Linked DNA regions of Homo sapiens: region 1 is linked to region 2. The links are chromatin loops, found by intact Hi-C in ENCODE. Cell type or tissue: breast epithelium. All regions are shown on one strand. Each heading gives the region's core, and the rest is flanking DNA. Links, peaks and the distances in the headings are about the cores only.

Region 1 (2,813 bases), core at 206-2,705, 120 kb after region 2:
AACCATTGTAGAAGTCAGTCTAGATCCTCAGGGATCTAGAACTGGAAATACCATTTGACCCAGCCATCCCATTACTGGGTATATACCCAAAGGATTATAAATCATGCTGCTACAAAGACACATGCACACGTATGTTTATTGCGGCATTATTCACAATAGCAAAGACTTGGAACCAACCCAAATGTCCAACAATGATAGACTGGATTAAGAAAATGGGCACATATACACCATGGAATACTATGCAGCCATAAAAAAGGATGAGTTCATGTCCTTTGTAGGGACATGGATGAAACTGGAAATCATCATTCTCAGTAAACTATCGCAAAGACAAAAAACCAAACACTGCATGTTCTCACTCATAGGTGGGAATTGAACAATGAGAACACATGGACACAGGAAGGGAATATCACACTCTGGGTACTGTTGTGGGGTGGGGGGAGTGGGGAGACATAGCATGGGGAGATATACCTAATGCTCGATGACGAGTTAGTGGGTGCAGCGCACCAGCATGGCACATGTATACATATGTAATTAACCTGCACATTGTGCACATGTACCCTAAAACTTGAAGTATAATAATAATAAATTAAAAAAAAATTCAAATAAAAAAAAAACTTGTCCATAAAAAAAAAAAATAAAAATTTGTTAGTTTACTTGTCTGTTTTCCCTAATAGTCCACAATGTTCTTTGTATTAGAGATTACTAAGTATAGTTCACATTTTTTCCTATTCCTCAGTACTGTACCTGGTACATGCAGATGCTCAATAACTATTTTAATCCAAAGAAACAATGTAAGTTCTATTACAAAGTTAGTAAGAGCACATAAAAGGAAGTGCTTGGAGATTCATAATATATTTTCCAGGGAAGAAGCTGCTTTAAGTTTTGAAAGGCAATTTGGAGTTTGCTAAATATTCTGTGGAACAGGAAGGAGTGATTATAATGCAGGAGGAAAAATCGTGTGAAGGCACAGAGGAGTGAAAGAACATGGCATTCACAAACATCCAAAGGTAGCTGGAGCTAAGACTATCTGGAGGGGCAGCAGTGGGAATTAAGACTGGAAAAACTGGCAGAGCCAGACTGTGAACATACCCTATCCACTTAACAAACATTTCCTGAGTTCTTACTATGTGCCAGACACCATTCTAGGTGCTGGAGATAGAGCAGTGAGCAAAACAGATGAGATTATTGCTTCTATGCTAAGGAATCTGACGCTTATGCTATAAGAAATAAGGTAAGTCAAGGCAGAAAAGTGACACAAGAATGGGTAATAACTGCAAACACAACAAGGAATTGATTTTAAGGAAGAAAGGCTAGGAGATAAGCAATCCTCCCAGAGGATAATACTATCATAGATGAAGGCGATGATGGGCCTGAAACAAAGCAGTAAGCACAGAGAAGAGAAGAGGGGGGGTCTGAGAACTATTTCAGAGATAAAAAAGAGTATTATTCCATTATTAAAACTTAGTCATTTCTAGCACTTTTAGTGCATGGTATAGTTTAACGGCTATTAGCCTAGGTTTTGGAGTCAGACAAATTTGGATTCAAAATCTACCATGGCTAGTTTCTAGTATGTCTGTCATAGGGCAAGTTACTTAACCTTTCTGAGTCTCCATTTTCTCCTTCACTGGGCTGTTGTAAAGATAAAAATGAATCACGTATGCAAGGCTTCTGGCAGAATGTCTGACTTGGAGACAGCAGTGAATAAACAGTAGTTACTGTGAGGGTTATCTTACCCCAAAGTTCCTCCAGCCTAGAGGTCTCACTTCTTTTCCCCTATAGTTGCTTGGGGAAATTGAGCACTTTATGCTCAATTCAAATACCACTTCTTGACCTCTACTATGCAGAAATCTATTTGATCTTGTTGTCATTAATATACAATGACCATTAAAGTATTTTTTGTTTTCTTATGGATCTCCCTCCTCTGTTCCCCGCTACACTATTTTAAACTTCTTGAAGGAGTTCATGTCTTACAAATTTATATCCTCAACATTGAAAGCAGTGCTAGGTGCTAATGGGCATTTCATCGGTATCTGTTGTTCACTTAACTGCATGGTAGTTGGTAGTCTGTGTGTTTCTTTTGCTATATTTGACCTCTTTCAGGACAAGGACTCTGCTGTAGTCCAAACTCTTGGAATTGAGACTGCACTCACATGAATGCAGAGCTAAAGTCCCAAATAAGCTGAAATAAAATTATAAATGCAAGAAAGATAACAAGGCAGTTAATGAAGAAGTCTGGAAGTCTAGTGGGAGAAACATCCAAAAGAATGTTTGGAAATTGCCTATAATGGCTGAGATGATACACATGGCAAGCTGGAATATAAACTGCAGGTGTTGCTTACTTTTGCAAACAAGCAGGACTTAAATTTCTCACTAGCTTGACTTATCACCAGAAATCCTGATCAAAATACTGAATAGAGAAAAGGCATTCATGTTAAAAAGAAGGGTAAAGAGAATAAAGTGACTACATATAATTCAAAATATCTGTCCTCATATTTACTGAGAAAAGTTATTTACAATAAGCATGTCCGTAAAAAATAAGTTTAAAAAGCACAATTAGAAAACTTCTATTTGAAAATGAAGCTAAGTTTTTTTTTATCATTTTTTTCCATTCTTACCATGATGAATTTCATATTCTTTGGTTCCTTGTCCTTTAAATACTGCTAGAGACGGCTGAAAAACATACAGATTACTACAGATGTCTGGTGCAGAGGAACAGTCAAACCTGCCAACCTAAAGGAGAAAAAGGTCAAATTTGATAAAAACACTGTCTTACCCATTTGATTTGTAAATATTCATGATAATCCAAAAATGGC
Region 2 (2,813 bases), core at 240-2,739:
AATATACTCTTTGGTTCAGTGGGAAGTGATAGTTCACAAAGCAAGGTTTTTTTCTTATTCAACTGGGTATAAACAGAATCCCTGTGTCTTTTGACTAGTATCTGTCCAACTAGATATAAAAATGAGGTCTCCCTGAATAAAATAGGACAATCTTTCACATTCTTCTGATGCCAAGAGGATTTTCAAATCCTACCCATTCATGGGGATCTGTTCTCTCATAGTATATCATGACTCCACAAACAAGCTTAGGACCTTTTACAAAGCAGTCTTACTGAAATGGAGTAATGCTTGAAACTACTTTTTGCTTTCAAAATACTAAGGGTAATCATATTTTTGAAAAGAACGGGTTCCATCCTGACCATTATTATTCATCTTACACATTTTATATTTGCATAACTTTGTGTGACTACATGTACAACTGATTATCTGAAAACTCAGCTCAATTGAGTCATTCAGCAAGTTAGTGATGACATTCAGTCAAATCTTTAATATTGTGTGGTGAGTAAAGAGGATAGGCTTGGAGTGGGGCAGACCAGGTGTGAATGACTCTGCCCCGACATCAACTATTGTTATAGGAAAATTATATGACCTCTGTAATTCAAAGTTTTCTTATCTGTAAAATTAGGACAAAACTATCTACATCCCAAGGGCATGGTAAAGATGAAATTAAAGCTGGTGCAGTGGCTCACTCCTGTAATCTCAGCACTTTGGAAGGCCGAGGCGGGTGGATCACTTGAGGTCAGGAGTTGGAGACCAGCTTGGCCAACATGGTGAAACCCTGTCTCTACTAAAAATACAAAAATTAGCCTGGGATGGTGGTGCGTGCCTGTCGTCCCAGCTACTCCAGGAAACTGAGGCAAGGGACTCACTTGAACTCCGGAGGTGGAGGTTGCAGTGACCTGAGATGGCGCCACTGCACTCCAGACTGAGCGACAGAGCCAGACTGTGTTTCAAAAAAAAAAAAAGAAAAGAAAAGAAAAGAAATTAAACAGCATATAAAGCATTGCTTTAGTACTTAGTAAGCACTGAAAAAAGTGCTGCTGCTGTTTTACTATTATCACTGTTAAAACAAATTGACTAACATTTTCTATTTTGTTTTTGAAATGGTTATGTTGGTAAATGCAGATGCAGCCTAGAACTTTTATTAGTTCATCTCTGGGGAAAAACAAAACAAAAAAGCTTTACACTGGGACCTAACTGGAAAAACAAATCTTATTTCTTCTAAATATATAAAGTTAGTATTTCCTTTTACACAAATTGACCTAGACCTCAGGCTCAAGAGCAGATCCCCTTGGGAGCGACAGAAAAAAGAATGAGTCTGGTGGAGGAGTTAATTACAAATAATTCATCTCAGAAACCCAGGAATCAAGCAGTTAAGAAAATTTATGGTATGATATTTCACAGCTATTTCCACAACACCTACAGTTTGCCGTGCCAAGGGCTTTATAATCATTCCTCAGTCAGTGCTGGCTTCTGGGGCAGTGTTAACTTTTCTCCCCAGCTCTTGCTCAACACGTTTCTGCAGGCCTTCTCTCTCTTGGCATGAGCCGTGCCAACTTTCATATGCAGGAGCTGCCATTTAATCGTTTCTCCACTCTCAGAGAAACAGGCAGTCTTTTCTTTAGCCCTGTTCTACAAATATTTGAGGGGCCAAGTACCAAGAAGGAAGAATTATTTAGTGTGATATGAGGAGGAAAATGGAAAGGAGAAATGGAAATTTTAGATTAGAATTAAAGGGAAAACATGCTTCTGAGGATCCTTCATTGTGTAAAATACTGAAAGGCACTCTGGATGGGTTAGGGAAGAGTATCTCAGTGTTATGTTAGTAGTATTTAACTTTATTTAGAGCAACCCCCATTATCAGGAGTAATGTAATCTTATGTAGTCTCCAAATCTTAATAATTTACTTTTTATCTCATTCCCACTAAACCTTCAAATAGTTGTTGCTACAAATTGCAAAACTGACTAGGTTATATTTAGCTCTTCTAGTTCTACTTGGTGTCTAGAATGAGGAGACCAACAGCCAACAAATAGAGATAGTTTTGAATAATTAAGAATTGGCTACATCTCCTCAATTTAGAGAAAACCACAGTTTTAGAGTTACAGGCCCTTAGTTGGAATTCTAGATTTGCCATTAATTTTGTACACTGAACTAGTCGCTTGACATTGACATTCATTAGGGATTGTGAAGAACAAAAGAAATAGTAATATGAAGTTACTGATAAACGGTAAAGCACAATATAAATGTTTAACAACAACGTCATTGGGGAGAGGACGTGTCATCCTCAGGACAGGAACCATTAGCAACACAATAAAAGCAACCAACACTTATGTTCTAGGTGCTGTCCTGAGTGCATTTTGCACATTCATTATTATTCCCATTTTGGAGAAAAGGAAGCCAAGGCATATAGAGAAGCTAAGTTACTGTCCAAGTTAGCAGAGCTAGTAAGAAAAAGAGAATTCGAAGCAGAGCCTGTTCTACACTACACTTTGTCCCTTAAGAAATGTAATTCCTAACTTTCTAGAGAATCTGTTATTCTTTGCCTAGCAGATTGCAGTTAAAGGAACAAAGGTTTTCTCATTGTATTTTGAAGTACACTTATCTATGGCTTAAGAGAATAAAAGGTGGCTTCTAGACAATGGATTCAAAGAGATAAGAGATTCTGACTTCACTGCAATTTTGAGATAGTAGAGATTATACATTCCAGATTCTCATGTCCCTAGTCTCTCGGTCTCAGCATGCCCCAGCGTGAACTCATCATTTCCCCATAGTCATGCACTTGTTTCTTTCTAGTATTTTCTATATTGTTGAA

The links. Peaks named below come from ENCODE experiments on the same cell type or tissue, not always from the same donor. Only the 100,000 strongest peaks of a DNase experiment are listed, where the experiment ranks them.
Region 1: a loop joins it to region 2, with 6 times the contacts of the local background. A loop is called at or near these places in 1 of 110 quality-filtered maps.

The regions. Positions count from the first base shown.
Region 1 is chr2:182,743,515-182,746,327 of GRCh38, reverse strand. It overlaps DNAJC10 (DnaJ heat shock protein family (Hsp40) member C10), which reads right to left. Exons shown (of 24, transcript NM_018981.4): 14 at 2,616-2,730. Among named protein-coding and RNA genes, the nearest start is that of DNAJC10, 29 kb to the right of the region's middle. In breast epithelium, for the core only: no CTCF peak of the experiment used is centred there; no DNase peak of the experiment used is centred there.
Region 2 is chr2:182,860,926-182,863,738 of GRCh38, reverse strand. All of the region lies in intron 1 of FRZB (frizzled related protein), which reads left to right. Among named protein-coding and RNA genes, the nearest start is that of FRZB, 4.3 kb to the left of the region's middle. In breast epithelium, for the core only: no CTCF peak of the experiment used is centred there; a DNase peak (open chromatin) is centred at 1,508; H3K27ac peaks cover 487 bases.